Linked DNA regions of Mus musculus: region 2 is linked to region 1. A link is a contact called in ENCODE Hi-C or POLR2A ChIA-PET data. All regions are on one chromosome and are shown on one strand. The core of a region is the stretch at or near the end of the contact, and the rest is flanking DNA. Distances in the headings are between cores, read along the strand shown.

The links. A loop is a pair of places that touch in the nucleus more often than their neighbours do. ChIA-PET counts read pairs that join two places held with the same protein, here RNA polymerase II (POLR2A).
Region 2: a loop to region 1 is called in a map of T-helper 17 cell, with 4 times the contacts of the local background. The contact joins the promoter of M6pr here to the promoter of Necap1 in region 1. A Hi-C loop is called at or near these places in 2 of 37 maps with a recorded cell type or tissue (both T-helper 17 cell). POLR2A ChIA-PET finds 5 or more read pairs at or near these places in 1 of 5 experiments (Patski).

Annotation. Positions count from the first base shown.
Region 1 is chr6:122,871,959-122,879,510 of GRCm38, forward strand. It overlaps Necap1 (NECAP endocytosis associated 1), which reads left to right and starts at 2,599. Exons shown (of 8, transcript NM_026267.3): 1 at 2,599-2,705. The coding sequence starts at 2,611.
Region 2 is chr6:122,305,876-122,313,427 of GRCm38, forward strand. It overlaps M6pr (mannose-6-phosphate receptor, cation dependent), which reads left to right and starts at 2,845. Exons shown (of 7, transcript NM_010749.7): 1 at 2,845-3,291; 2 at 6,359-6,538; 3 at 7,384-7,550. The coding sequence starts at 6,360.

The DNA.
Region 1 (7,552 bases), core at 1,349-3,848:
GATTAATGTCACAGTCAAGGCATTATTAATTATTTTGATTGAGATTTGAACAAATGCTAACCAGGTCGTAATGATAATATAATACAAATATATCTACAGTTCTTACGATATACTAGAAATTGTGCTGAAGACCAGTGATACGGGGGCAACTGGGAACTCCTTTAGGGTACCTCATAATATAAGAATTTAAGGGCTGACTCAGATGGAAGCACAGGACGGTATTATTGGTTTAAAAGAAAAACATCCGACCAGGGGAGCTGTAGAACCTCAGCTGATGCTCAAAGGGGAATAAAGGAGGAAAGAAGGGAAGAGCCAAGCCATGCCACATAACCTGGGTTTGGTTCTAAGCATCATCATCTGTAACTCCACCTTGAGGAAATCCAGTGCTTTCCTCTGGTCTCTGTGGTACCCATAGACAAGCACTCGTACATTAAAAAGAAACAAGCAAGCAAACAGAAGATGAGGAACAAATCCCAGAGACAGTGATATTTAAATTAGACTTCAAGATCTTACTAAGGAGTAAGTGAGAAACATATGTGGACATACATGTTCAGAAGTAGAACTAAATATGGAGGTGAGTGTGCTTGCACCTGTAATAGCACTTAGGAAGCAGAAACAGGAGAAGCCTGGCCAAGAGAATGGGATGCTGCCACAAACAAACCACCACCAGGAAAATTAGGATAATATGGCCATCTAAATCAGAGAGGACACTGTAAGACCATGGAAAATGGTGTGCTGCACGTGTAGAAGAGGCCAGTGTGTATTTCCTCATTATTTTGCTAATATCCCGTATTATGTTTGTTGGTTTTAAAATACTAAACAAACTACAAATTCTTGGAGTAAGCTGCAGGTGGTTATCGTATATCATACCTTACATGTGGCAAGAAGGAGTGTAAGATTAGGGAGAGTTAACTATGTGAAACCAGAAGTCTCTAGGATGACCAGATTTGGGGAGAAAAAAATACATAGCACTTGAAAGGTGAACCAGGGGCTGGGGCCTCAGTAAGGGATTGTCAGCACTGCTGATCCAGAAAGAGGAAACGAAAGAGTTCAATGCGGTATAGTAACATGACCGAGGCTTCCGTTGAGATCATAGGTTTAGAAATAGGAAACCAGTAAAAGACCATTTTTTCTGTCTGTTTTCTTTTTTATGTCTCCATCCACAGTGTATGTATTCTCTTTATAACATGTGTTGGAGAAGTATATGATAGAAAAAAAAGTTTTTGGTTGGGGATGTAGCTAAATTGATAGAATGCTTGCCTAGTTCTCACAAAACCCTGGATGTGATCCAAAACACTGAAAAAAAGAAAAGAAAAGAGTGTGGTGACACATGCCTGTAATTCCAGTACTATGGTGGCAGGAGGATTACAAGTTCAAAGTCATTCTTTAGTACATAATGAGATGAGGGCCAGCCTGGACTACATTGAAACTCTGTCTCCAAATAAACAGACATGAACAAACAAAAAGCTAGTGGAACTGTTAAAGGCTACACCCACTTAATATTTGGAGAGTTCTGCTAAATGTCCCTTCAAAGCAGCGTTGGATCAATTTATAGTCCTGGCAACCGTAGCCAGTCTCTACATCCTTACCAGCCAATTAAAGTCTAATTCTTTTTTTTTTTTTTTTTTAAAGATTTATTTATTGGTTATATGTAAGTACACTGTAGCTGTCTTCAAACACTCCAGAAGAGGGAGTCAGATCTCGTTATGGATGGTTGTGAGCCACCATGTGGTTGCTGGGATTTGAACTCCAGACCTTTGGAAGAGCAGTCAGGTGCTCTTACCCACTGAGCCATCTCACCAACCCTAAAGTCTAATTCTTGTTGAACTGGCTTTGCTAGGCAAAGCAGACCAATCAGAAGTAAAAGTCAACCAGTCGATAGAATGCAATGAAAGAGGCTGCTACTGGTGTTTTGGGGGGGACAAGATAAGATCAGACTTGGTTTTGCCACTTGAAGTCAGTGCCATCTAAAACATTTCTAAGTTACACTGTTGTAAGCTTACATTTATTTGCGAGTGCACAAAGAACATATTTGTGGATAGAGCTGTTTAGTACTCATCGTGATGTGTAGCCAGCTGGGCTACTCATGCTGAGGGATGCTAGATAGCATTTAGCACTGTAATCAGTCATTTTAATATGGAGAAGTCACCAACAAAACCTACAAAATTGCAAAAAAACAAAACAACCCCATGGTAGCACTTAATAGATTATGCATTGGACACTTGCTTATGAGAACAGAATGAGAAAGCAGAGATTCATTTTGTCCAACCTCTGTTTTGTTTTCGTATATTCAGTGACTTTTTTTTTTTTTTTTTCTGGTTACCGTTTGAAGGTAGGTAAAAGAGAACTGAATTCTTATTTTTAATTTTTCGCTGGGGAAAGAGCCCAACCCGAGGCCTTGGCAGGCAAGTGCTCTACCACTGAGCCTGTCTTTGCCGTTACTCAAGATGGCGAGCCAGGCGCATCAGCGTTTCCAGATTGTAACAGGTTTTGCGCCGCCTAGAGGTTAACCTCGAAGCTGTACCCGAGCGGAAGTGACGCGAAGGAAGCCGTCGGCGTCTCAGCCCGCCCCCACCCGTGCCCCGCCCCCGCGGCGCTAGCGGAGCCAAGATGGCGGCAGAGCTGGAATATGAGTCCGTGCTGTGTGTGAAGCCCGACGTCAGCGTCTACCGGATTCCGCCGCGGGCCTCCAACCGCGGTTACAGGTACCCAGGGGGATTTGCAGCCGGCGCCCGCCGGGGTGACGGTTGTGTCCTTGGGCAGCAGCCATCGGCTCGAGCCGCTGCCGCCGTAGTTAGCCTGCCACCCGGGCTGCCGGCGGCTCCGTCTACTTTTCTGTTTTGCTGGAACTCTGATTTTGTTTTCTTTTCTTCCTGCCGTCATGCGTCTTTCCACCTCTCCTCCCCATCCCTCCCCCTGAGACATCGTCTGCTCCTCGTCATCCGCAATCCATTCATGCCTGCTCCATCTGTTACTCTTGCTGCGACCTTTGGCTTGTAATCCTCCACGCGCGCGTCCGCACACGCACACGGCACGCTCCCCCCCCTCCCCCCGCGCTTCTGATCCCGCCTGACACTTGTCCGGAATGGTAGTTTTGCTGTCCACTGTTTAGATGATCTATTTTAATTGATACTGTTGTCATTCTCGCCAAGTGTCATCATCCTTTAGTTTTTTTTTTTTTTTGGGGGGGGGGGGCGCAGTAGGCACACGTTAAGATCTTGTATTCCAGTGATGAGCTATTGCGTGTTTTCATTTTGTTTGTGTGTGTGTACCCCTCCCCCCCACACATTGATTATGTAGGGATTTCTGCCTTCCTATCAATCCAGTCACCTCTCTTAGAGCTTTCCCAGAGTCAGTGCAGCATTTTTTTTTTTTTTTTTTTTTTTTTTCCTCTTGTAAGGCCTGACAACCTTGTAATCCAGTGATTGAGGTTTTGGGCTGTTGTAGGATGTTAAGGAGTTCAAAGAGAATTCGCTGGGATTTGTGTTGAAAACTCTTTAGGTCTGAGCCCTCGACACTAAATAGCTGTGTAATTTATGAGCCAATCAATGTTTTTCTTCCCCAGGCCTTAAGGGTTCTCATTTGTAAAACAGGAGAAGTAGCGTGAGAAGACTGTGCACGTCTTGTGTACCTCACAGGTTTTTATTTGTTTTAGAGGTATGTGTATGGGTGTTTTGTCTGTCTGTATGAGTGGGTATGCCTTGTGCTCACAGAGGTCAGAGTGATGTTGTGAGACATCAGATCTCCAGGAACTGGAGTCACTGATGTTGGTGAACCATCATCTGGGTGCTGGCAACTGAACCCCTGTCTTCTGCAGGAGCAACAAGTGTTCTTAACTACTGAGCCATTTCCCCAACCCCTTCACAGGTTTTTTTTTGAGAGTTAAATAAAAGAGTATAGGGTAACTAAATCGTTATAAAAATACAGTACTAGTAGTATCCCTTTTCTGACCTACATACCTTCATGGTTTTTCTCTTGCTGGAAAGTTACCTTCTCCACATCTCCATTTTGCTTCCTAACCAGAGGGTCATTCATCATTGATGAGTTGTTTTGTACAGACCTGTGCAGTGGGCCCTACGAGTTGTATATCTTTTGGTAAAGGAGTTGCCACTCAGATCTCACATTGACCATGACTGAAACTCAGCATGATGGTAGTCACAGGTACCACGTTATGATTTAGCTTACACATTGCTCTACCTGAGTCTTTGGTTCAGGCCAGCTCTCTGCGGACTTCCATAGCACTTTATGTTCATCTCTATCTCTGCTTTACTGTCCAGTCTTCTGAGCTCCAGGGTGGAATGAATAGCCTGAAGTCTTGTTAAACTGTATCTGTGGGGACTGGAAGGACCAGCATAGTGTCTTGCACCTAGTAGGCACTCAGCAAATGCTCACTGGAAAAAGAAATTGGAGCCCATCTCAGGTAAAGTGCTTACTGTGAGGGCTGAAAAACCAGCATCTGATCTCCCAAATCCATGTGACTTTACACATTGTCTTCTGCCTGCCACATATGTGTTAGGGCATGGCTCACACACATATACATACATGGATAATACATTTAAAAAGAAGATATTGGATTATCCAACTAACCCAATCACATAAGCTAGCAATGGCTGAACTGCTAAGTAAAGGAGTCTCTCTAGGGGCTAAGGTACATTGAAGTCTTCTGTTTTTCTTTGACTTCAAGCCTCCCCGCCTCTGTCTACAGTCTCATTTATTTCATACCCTTTATCCTCTTATCAGGTCACTGCAGCATCCCATTAAAGCAGTTTCTTAATTTTTTTGTTTCCTATGCTTATTTTGATATTTCTTACTATCCAAGGGGCATCCTGTCGTTACTCACTCTTTCAGAATAGTGACTGAAAAGTAAAAAATGAAGTTTGCAGCTGCGAGTGGTGACACATACCTCTGATCTCAGCACGTGAGAGATGGAGGTATATGCGGATCAGGAGTGTAAGGCTATCCTTGGCTACAGGAGGCTCTATCTGAACCTCTGAAACAAGAACTGGACTGCAGAGGTGGCTCAATGGTTAAGAGCACTGCTGCTCTTTGTAGAGGGCCTAGGTTCCATTCTCAGCACATACAGTGGGAGGTTCAAAACTGCTGTAACCCCAGTTCCAGGGGATCTGATACTGTCTGGCCTTGACAATCACCTGTGTACACATGCATAAATAAAAAAAAAGAAAAGAAAAGAAAACCTTTGCCCTTCCCCCTAATAACATAAAAGCAAATACGTTTAACCTTTTATTTTGTAGGAAAGTCACTTCTTGAACTTTAATCTTCTCATCTTCAGAAATAAACATTGATTCTTAGCATGCAAGATACATTCACCTGGTTAGGTAAATGAAAACGTGTGAGGTTTTATGCATGTTTACACAGGGTCTCACAGTAGAGCCCCGTGGCTCCAAACTCCTGGAGATGTGCTGCCCAACTGTTGGGACTCAATGTTTTCACTACCACACCTGGCCAGTGAGGTTAGGTTTTAGTGTTGTTTGGAGACCAGCAAATTCAAGAATTCTTTAGACTTGGTTTTGGAGAGGGATTAAGGATCAAGGATGAAGGAAACTGCTGCCATGTATCATTTATTGAAAATTTGTTTATTTAAGGACACTACATACACAAGATAAAAATGATGAGATATCTACCTGCCCATAAGTTTTCATTTGATTTCCACGTGTGTATTATGGCTTACATGTACCCCCCACCCCCCAAATAAATAAATAAGCAAGCAAGCACATTTTTTAAAAATGTTAATTCCTGAGGACGTGTAGAATGATCTACTCTGGATTAGATTCAGGTACTTATAGTCTCTGAAGGCAGAACATCACGAGAGGAGATGAAAGCATTTATCTTACAGTCCTGTTGAGAAGCTCGGCTGGGGCTGTGGGCTAAGTGGTAGGGGCTCAGCTAGCACACTCAAGGGCCTGGGTTTGATCCCAAACAGTGCAGAGACAAAAAAACCTATGTTTTTGCTTGATTTTCTTTTACCGTAGTATCTTGTTAGACTTTTTCTTTTTACTTTTCTTCCTGGCAAGTATTGGTAGTTTTTTTGTTTGTTTGTTTTTGTTTTTTGTTTTGAGGCAGGGCCTTAATGTTGTAGTTGAGGCAAGCCTCCCTCTCCCTCTGATCCGGCTTTTAACTTCCAAAGGATTTTAGGCATGCGCACCACCACACTTTGAAGTCTTCAGGTTCATAAGAGATGAAGTAGTGTTTGCATTTTAGATGTTTTTCCTGAAGCCTGTCCTTACGCTCTCAGCTGTCTGCTCTTCACCTTCCCTTGGAAACACCTATTAGACACCTGAAATTCAGCATATTCAGAATTCAACTCCATCCTCCCAGGTAGTGCCCACAACATGCTTTCCTTAGTTTAGTCGTTGGTAGCTTGTTGCTCCTGGCCCACACCTCATTAGAAAATCCTGCTGCCTTTACTCTAGAATCCACAATCTTGCTAGTCACTTGTGCTCCTGTCTCCACCGAGCCCCTCTCATGACTCACTGAATGGTTCTTAACTAAGTGCCCTGCTTCTGCCATCACAGCCCTCCATCTCTTCCTCACAGCAGACAAAGTCATGGCTGTAAAGTACAGGGACGACTGAGTTGCAGACCTGTCTAAAACCTGGCCTAGCCAGTTTTCACTTAGTTAGGAATGGCCAGGCTTTGGACGGCTTGCAAGGGCCTATGTAGTCTGCCTTTCTTTTGCTTCCCAGCTGGCTTCTTTGTGTGTGTGTCTGTGTGTAAGATTTATTTATTTATTATGTGAGTACACTGTAGCTGTCTTCAGACACTCGAGCAGAGGGCGTCAGATCTCATTACAGATGGGTGTGAGCCACCATGTGGTTGCTGGGATTTGAACTCAGGATCTTGGGAAGAGTAGTCAGTGCTCTTAACCGCTGAGCCATTTTGGCTTCTTGCAAGAACAGCAGCTTCCTCGTGCTTAGACCCGGGCAGCAAGCATTCTCTCACCTCAGCACCTTTGTTCGCACTGTGCAGAGAGCACGGTCCTCTCAGGCACCCAAAGGAAACTGCCACCACGTCCTTCTCCTGAGCTTCTGGCCTGGATTCCTTCCTATGGAGCAGGCCTCAGATCCAGTCTAAAAGCAGGTGGTTGTCTTCACAACCTTTGTGCTACCGTTTGCTCTACATTTTTGCCTAACGTTCACATTCTTGGTGAGGCCTACCTTGACTCCTCCTCCTTTTGTGTGTGTGTGTGTGTGTGTGTGTGTGTGTGTGTGTGTGAGAGAGAGAGAGAGAGAGAGAGAGAGAGAGAGAGAGAGAGAACCCTAGGGCTTGGTGCTTGCTAAACAAGCTCTGACCACTGAGCTTTGCCCTCAGCTTCCTGGTTACCCTTGAACCCTGTAACCTGTCCCCCCCCACTGTCCTCCTCGATTTCTTATCTGCCTCTGTATTTCCCTCTCACCTTAACCTAATAACCTAAGGTACCGCTATTGTGTATGTTTCCTTCTGTTGAGACGTAAACTTTCAGAGGGGAAGAGTGGTTTGTTTGCTGTTACAGCCCAAGCATCTAGAGTAGTGCCTGCCATTTCCTCAGTACCGTG
Region 2 (7,552 bases), core at 1,595-4,094, 570 kb before region 1:
GCAGGGGCTCAGGTCTTCAGTGGCTCTTTCTGTCTCCCTTTCATTTCCGGAACCATGGCCTCTGCTCTGACTGTCTTCAAGGTGTTCAATGACATGAAAGTTCGCAAATCTTCAACACCAGAAGTGAAGAAACGCAAGAAGGCGGTGCTCTTTTGCCTGAGTGAGGACAAGAAGAACATCATCCTGGAGGAAGGCAAGGAGATCCTGGCAGGAGATGTGGGGCAGACTGTGGACAACCCCTAACCACTGTGGTCAAGACGCTGCCAGACACGAACTGCTGCTATGCACTCTATGATTCAAGCTATGAGACCAGAGGGAAAGGAGGGCAGCACAGAAGGAGGAGGGACAAATAACACCAAGGCTTTCTGATAAACCCTCATGTAATCTTATTATTTAATATTTACCTAAAATTATACACAATGCACACACACATTCACAAATAATATATATATATATATATATATATATATACATATATCACACTATGTATATGAAAGTTATGCCACTTGAGCTGAACACGCTTCCCACAAGAACCACAGACTAACAAAACCCCCAGTGGAAAGCATGCGATGTCTCTAAAATGGTTGGTCAGGGCAGTCCAAGTGACCCTTAAAGCAACATAGACAATGGCTACTGCCTTCGGTTGCCTCTCAGAGGTCAAAGGTAAGCTCCTCTTGCTGAAGACACAGCACATCTAGGATACAGGGCTCAGACTGTATGAGCTCGATCTAACCCGAAAGCCGCATTCCTGCAGTATAGCTTCCAAGGTACCAGAAAATACTCTACAAGGTGCCAGAGAAGGGGCAATTCATAGTCCTACCCAGCTGTGGTACCTATAAATCGCAATGGCCAGCATAGCAAGACATCCATAAAGGTACAGTAGATGTCCCTCATATGTTGGTGGTAACCAGCGGCTGTCTGGTTGGACTTAAGGCCCACTCAGCAGGAGGAAAATTATACCTGGTACTAGAAATCTAACTTCCCAGGGCTGGTAGGATCTTAGAAGAAAATGTACTACCAATTTGCAAGGTCAGCATAATTCCTAACTGCATTCGAAATCATATCCTTAGGCCCACAGATAAGTGTAATTTCACCATATATCAAATAAGCATTTGTTTACAGCAAATGGAGACCATTGTAGCTGGTCTTTGCGACTTTGTGGGTTCTTCTTTCCTCCACCCTTCTCTCCCTCTCTTCCACTCCTTCAACATCCTAATATAGATAGGAGGGAAAAAAAGGATAGAGGGGAGAGAGGAAAGGAATGAGATCTCTGAAATCTAATTTCCCTTCTTGTTTCTTCTTTGAGCACAACTACTAACAAACCGTAACCACCACCACCACCCCCAATGATCAACAACCACCCCTGCCTCTCTGCACATACCCTCTGAAAAGTTCTCAGAATTCCAAATACCACCACAGAAACTATCAAACATATTTGCCTTGTGCTCTAGCAGGGACTAGCAAAAACCACGTCCCCTGTCAGAGCACAAGGCAAATATCATAGCCAGCTGTTGTGGACAATCTGAAGCAGCCCCAAATCCCACACCTGGGATCAAAATGGAAATATGTTCTTAAAATTGTTTTCTGTGTTAAAGAAGCCAAAATTCCAAAATTCTCACTACAGACCATCACAGAAAACCATGACAGGACACGGTGCAGAGATCAGCAGGTGGTGAGGGGCCTAGCCACAGTGGCTACCTCTACATCACAGCTCCTGCATCTATGACTCAGGACACATAAAAAAAGAGGGGGGCTGGAAAAACCGTAAGAGCTGCAATACCAGGATGTCTGGTGTGAAACAGTCTCATAGAAATGGTGGCAAAAACAAGATCTAAACAATGGCGATATCAATATGCTAACAGAGAAGTGAGGCTATGCCATACAAAGTGATCATCCTTGAAATCATGTACATACAAACATAAACAGATTCAGCAGGTTGTAGTGTATCTATGCAAATATTTGTAACTATAACAATTAAAGAAGATGAGACCATCAGTCTGAGTGGGGGACATGGGGAGAGCTGGGTGAAGGGGCCTTCGAAAGAAATGGAAGAAGGAAAAAGTCAGAAGAAGGGGAAGTAATTATACTTTAATTAAAATGTATTAAAACTTTTAAGTTAACTTTTTTAAAAAGTATAGGACACTACGGTGTTAGCAGTTTAAGCACAGTTCTACCTCTGACATGAATCCCTATCTAAGCAGAGTGAGGGAGGTGCATGCAAAAGCACGTGAGAGTAAAAGGGGCATGAGCAGCTAAAGCCAAAAGAAACTTCAGAGGAAGAAATGAGTAACCTGGAGAGCGAATCCAGGAAGCCGCAATTGTTTCAAACCAAGCTCTAAGAACAACTAGGGCTTGAGAAGTGGATAATAAATCCAAGGAGTCTTCAAATGACCTTACCAAAGGCACAAAGACACGGGTCCCCCCAAACTGAAGTACAGGCTAGAGGGCCGGCACACATAGGGCAGGCGCCTTTGATATATGCCTTTGACAGTATGCTTATCTAGCAAGATGCCACAATAGGAAAATTCATTGCCCAGGTAACAGTAACAATAGTTATGTCCCGAAAGAATTAGAAAATTCTGAACAAAGAAAATCAAGACAGGCAGGACCTATAACATTCCACTGTCTGGGTAGCAGAGTCAACTGCAAACCAGAAGCGAGCCCAGCCGACTGATGGCTAAACAGCGCCTCACAGAGGCCACCAAGGTAGCAGAAGAGTCCTAGAAACTACAACTCCCAGAGAGCTTCGGGCGAGGGAACTACAACTCCCAGCAAGCCCAAGGAGCGACACTCTTTGTAGTTCCACAGATCGCCCTCACGTACTGTCTTCAGACCTATTGGGACACCTGGCGCATGACCCCGCGTGGATGAGGAGCGCCCGCCCAGAGTCCCTGGAGGCGGAGCTCGAACCTCATTGGTAGAAAGGCGACCCGAAAAGAAGAAACTGATCTTGACAATCTCCGAGTGATTGGAGTTGATGGGACCGGGGAACAGCGAACTAGGCTGCTGACCAATCAGCGTCCAAAAGAGAGACCAGGGAACCAAGGTTCTGCGGTCACACGCCGCGGAGTCTAGTGGGAGGAGCAGTTGCTCAGCAGGCTCTCGCTGCTTCCTGTTTCCGGCTTCTGGAGCGGGGCGCATTGAGGCGCCTAGGGAAGCGCTGGCTTCAGAGAGGAATCGAGGGACTGGGGTCTGCGCCCCCGCACCCCTGATCTCCGGACGCGTCTTCCAACCTCAGAGACACATTCTTGGGGGCTTCTGAGCCGCGGTTGCTCTGTTTTCCCGTGACACGTGAGTGTTGGGGGCGTGGAGGAAGCGGGCTGGGGTCCTCGCACACCTCTGTACTGAAGGAGGTGCGGACCAGGACTCTCGCTTGGCCGTGGTTCTGGCTGGAGATCCTGCTAGGGAGCCCTAGGGAGGACTTGAGGCAAAAGGCATGAGAACGGAGAACGCCAGACTTCTAGGAGTGAGGAAGAGGAGTTCCAAGATCAGAGAGGGATTTGAGATGTTTTGAAGGTTGGAAAAGGAAAGTGCTCATGTGTGAAGTGTTAACTGGATTCTTGTAGAGAGAATTTTGACCTGTATCGTGGGAGTAAAGTGGCGTCATGGCGTCATTTGGGGGTAAGGTATGACTTTGAGTAGATAGAAGGCGAGAATTTCCAGACTCCTGGAAGAAGTTCGAGGAAGGTCTGTTAGCATGGTGTGGAAAAGAGTGACAAGAGTGTCTTGTGTTTCTGTGGAGACTTTGAAGCACAGAACTACCTCCTTGGGGCACTTTAAACATTGGGCCTTTCTGCCAGTTGAGACTGATCTTAAACGTGTTGGCTGCAATGAACCAGGAGGAAGAAAATAAAGCCCTCCATTAGAAAATGGAAAACGGCCATGAGTGGAAAAATGCGTGCAGGGCTGAATGAGGTCAGCAGTTTCCCAACCCCTAACTTAGTCACTCGGCGTCCTATAGAGAATGTTTCAGCATTGCCACTAGATCTGTCTCTATAGAATAAGAAAGGGGAATTCTCAAGAGCCTAAGATCCTGTTTTACAGCGTCTGAGAGTTATAAGTGCTTGCACTCTGGGGATCTCTTTGGACCATGCTAAATAGGAACTGCCCAGCTTTCAGTTTTATCCTGCTCTCTATTTGGGCCTGTATTTATCAGAAGTTTGACCACAAATGCCTTCATGGCATTAAGTCATCCAGGTTGATTTAATATTTGTGTAGCCTAGGACAAGTAACTCAGTGAGCAACTCTAAGCGTCAGACCCCTCATCTTTTCTAGGCTGTGTAACTAACACAATGCAGGCATAGCATTTCAAACATACACCACACTGAATCAAGGAGAAGCAGCTCAAAATTAGACTCAAATCTTAAGCTGGGAGAAGTGTAAAGTTATTCTTCTACTAACTTTTTGAACGTTTAAGCAAATGACAAACAGTTCCACTCATCCAGTGCCTACCGTGGCTTGTTTTAATTTTTTCATCCTGTCCCAATTTTGTGAAATTCTTTGCCCTAATTTGGGAAGAGAAAGCAGCAACAGTTAACAAATGAGGAAATAACTTGGAGGCCAGAGTGCACAGCATTCATTCTGTGAGAGCATCCCTCCAGGATATGTCCTGGGGAGCAAGCGCCTCAGAGCCCAGAATGTTACTTTTTTTAAATTAAATCCTGAGAGAACTTGCAGAAAATGGCACCGAGTAGGTTAACAGAGGAGCTCTAGGTGAGGTGACCGGTTGAGCAATAGCTGAGCTCAGGGGAGGGGAGAGCTTAAACCTGGGCTCCTTGTTACAGTTAACTTCCAACTTCCTGGTCTGTTTTAAAAAGGAGAAAGGCAGCTCTGGGTTGGCTCCCTTCTGGATAGATGACTCTGGAGCCATCCATCTTACTCCATTAGCTGTGTCAGTGGCATTTGTTCTGTTTGTCCTGTAATTTTTACTTGTGAAACAGAGACCGTTAAGTTTAATACATGGTTTGGAGAGGATTGACTAGTTAATGTCTGGTAGCATTTCAGAGAGTGCCTGGCTGAAGGCTGTCCCTCTGCTGCACATGTTCTGTAATGTCCTATCTGAGATGAGTTAGGAGTGCCTTTGACCTCTTGGCTACGTGTGATTACTGGGTGGAAATAAATGCCTTGTAAATGTTTGTATTGGTGAGTTGATGTGGGGGGCGGGGGAGTATGGGTAAGTGTGTTACCCTCCCTGCATATGGGAAATGGAAACTCAGATGTACCTTTCAGGGAGAAAGGGAAATGAATTTAGAGCACAGGGTTAGAGCTTTCACTCTCTTGTGGAGAATGTCTGGAAGAGTTAACTGTCAAAAAAAGAGTAAAACCATTATAAAATAAACAATGTCAATGGCCTGAAGGGTTACTAATAGATACTAGTAGAAGCCTTGTGCAAGCATCAGTCACTATGGCCTAACTATGAAGGTAGCCAGCTTTTCAACATTGAAATAGAACATTGTCATCCACGAATATGTTGGGCTGCATTCACAGGTATCAGGGGATATATGTGTCCAATGGGCCATAGTTTGGATGGGCCTGTTAGAATAATACAAACAGAAAGTGAACTCAGAACTTTAGAGTGTAAAAAGACAGCCATCTTACTGAAAGTTTAGCTGGCCTTAAGATTTGTGACTTGAAGGGGCGAGGTAGATTTAGGAAGACTTCTGGTCACTCCTTTTGACCCAGTGAGTTTTCTTCTGTGATTGGGTGATTTTTTTTTTTTTTTCCCCAGAGAAATGGCACATAAGTAATTGAGGTGAGTTAAGGTACTATGGCTGCTTCACCCACATTCCACATGCTTCCAGTGAATGTGAAGAAAGATTGTTGGATGTTCCCTACTGATATGTTAGGGCCCAGCAAAGTCAAGCTTCTCTCTCTTCCTTACATTTTTCATAATAACTTCAAGCTAGGATCTGTGTAAACCATGATGGGATGTTCCAGGGAAGGCCACTGACTTAGGCTTTATTTATAAACTAGTATTTGACTTTGAAAAATGGGATACTACAACATAAATTCATCAAACAGTAACAATGCAAAGATGGGTGCACCCTGGCTTATATTTTCTTCCTCTTAACATCCCCCTCCCCCATTTGTTTCGCTGGGTTTTGGGTTTTAGAGGTTTTTGAGACAGGTTGTCTCACCAAGTATCTCTTGCTGGCCTCAAATTCACAGAGGTCCATCTGCATCTGCCTCTGAGTGTGGAGATTAAAGGCATTTGGCTCTACACTGAGCCCCCGTTTGTTTTGAAGCAGTCATGCTTTTTGCAGAGTCAAAATGCCATTATTTTTTGCACAGTTGTGTGATTGATCTGTTTTGTTTCTCTCCTGATCCTGCCTTCACCTTCAACACACTCTTCCAAAAGAATGTTCCCCTTCTCTGGCTGCTGGAGGACTGAACTGTTATTGTTGCTACTCCTGGCTGTGGCTGTGAGAGAATCCTGGCAGATAGAAGAAAAATCGTGTGACCTGGTAGGAGAGAAGGATAAGGAGTCAAAGAACGAGGTGGCTCTCCTGGAGAGGTTACGGCCACTGTTTAACAAAAGGTAAAGAACCCAATGGGGGGCTGGAGAGATGCCTCAGCGGTTAAGAGCAATGACTGCTCTTCCGAAGGTCCTGAGTTCAAATCCCAGCAACCACATGGTGGCTCACAACCATCTGTAATGAGATCTGATGCCCTCTTCTAGGGTGTCTGAAAACAGCTACAGTATGCTTACATATAATAAATAAATCTTTAAAAAAAAAAAAAAAAGAACCTGAGAGGGAAGAAACTATCTAAGGGTCTAAGGGTCTTTTCTCTTTCATGAGTTTACTTTAGGTTTAATGTGGAAGGGGTGCGGTACAGGCTCTAATGTGAACTTTAGCAACTCTTAGTTTTATTTGGCTGTAATACATCCCCTTCTTTGATACCAAGTTCACAGCCATGATACTATGTATGTTTTTCTTCTCTTTCACAGAAAAGTATCAGTTTCTAAAGACAGGGTCTAAAACACCAGCTTGTAGAAATTGGAACATTACTTGATGGCTTCATATAAGACTTTAGAAACCTCAAACAGACACATGTAAACATATGCATGTCTAAGTATGTCTTCCTCTGTGTCAGGGAATCTTCAGATAAACATGAAAATGATCTTTAAACATAGGACTATCCCATGAAAACAGACAAACCCTTGCTGTGGGGAAACAGCTAACACTTTTATGTAGCTAGAATGGGTATTGCTGTCTTGGATGGTATGTTTGAACTTATTATCAACAAGTAGGACAGTCTATGGGGCCACAAATAACTCATAATTCAATGATGTTATGCCTTTGATAGGAGGAGGGAGACTGCTTTCCTGAGCATGGTAACTAGTAATCCTGTTCTTTTTCTCTTCCTCCTTTTCTTGTATAGTTTTGAGAGTACTGTGGGCCAGGGCTCAGACACATACAGCTACATATTCAGAGTATGCCGGGAAGCTAGCAACCACTCCTCTGGAGCAGGCCTGGTCCAGATCAACAAAAGCAATGACAAGGAGACAGTGGTTGGGAGAATCAACGAGACTCACATCTTCAATGGAAGT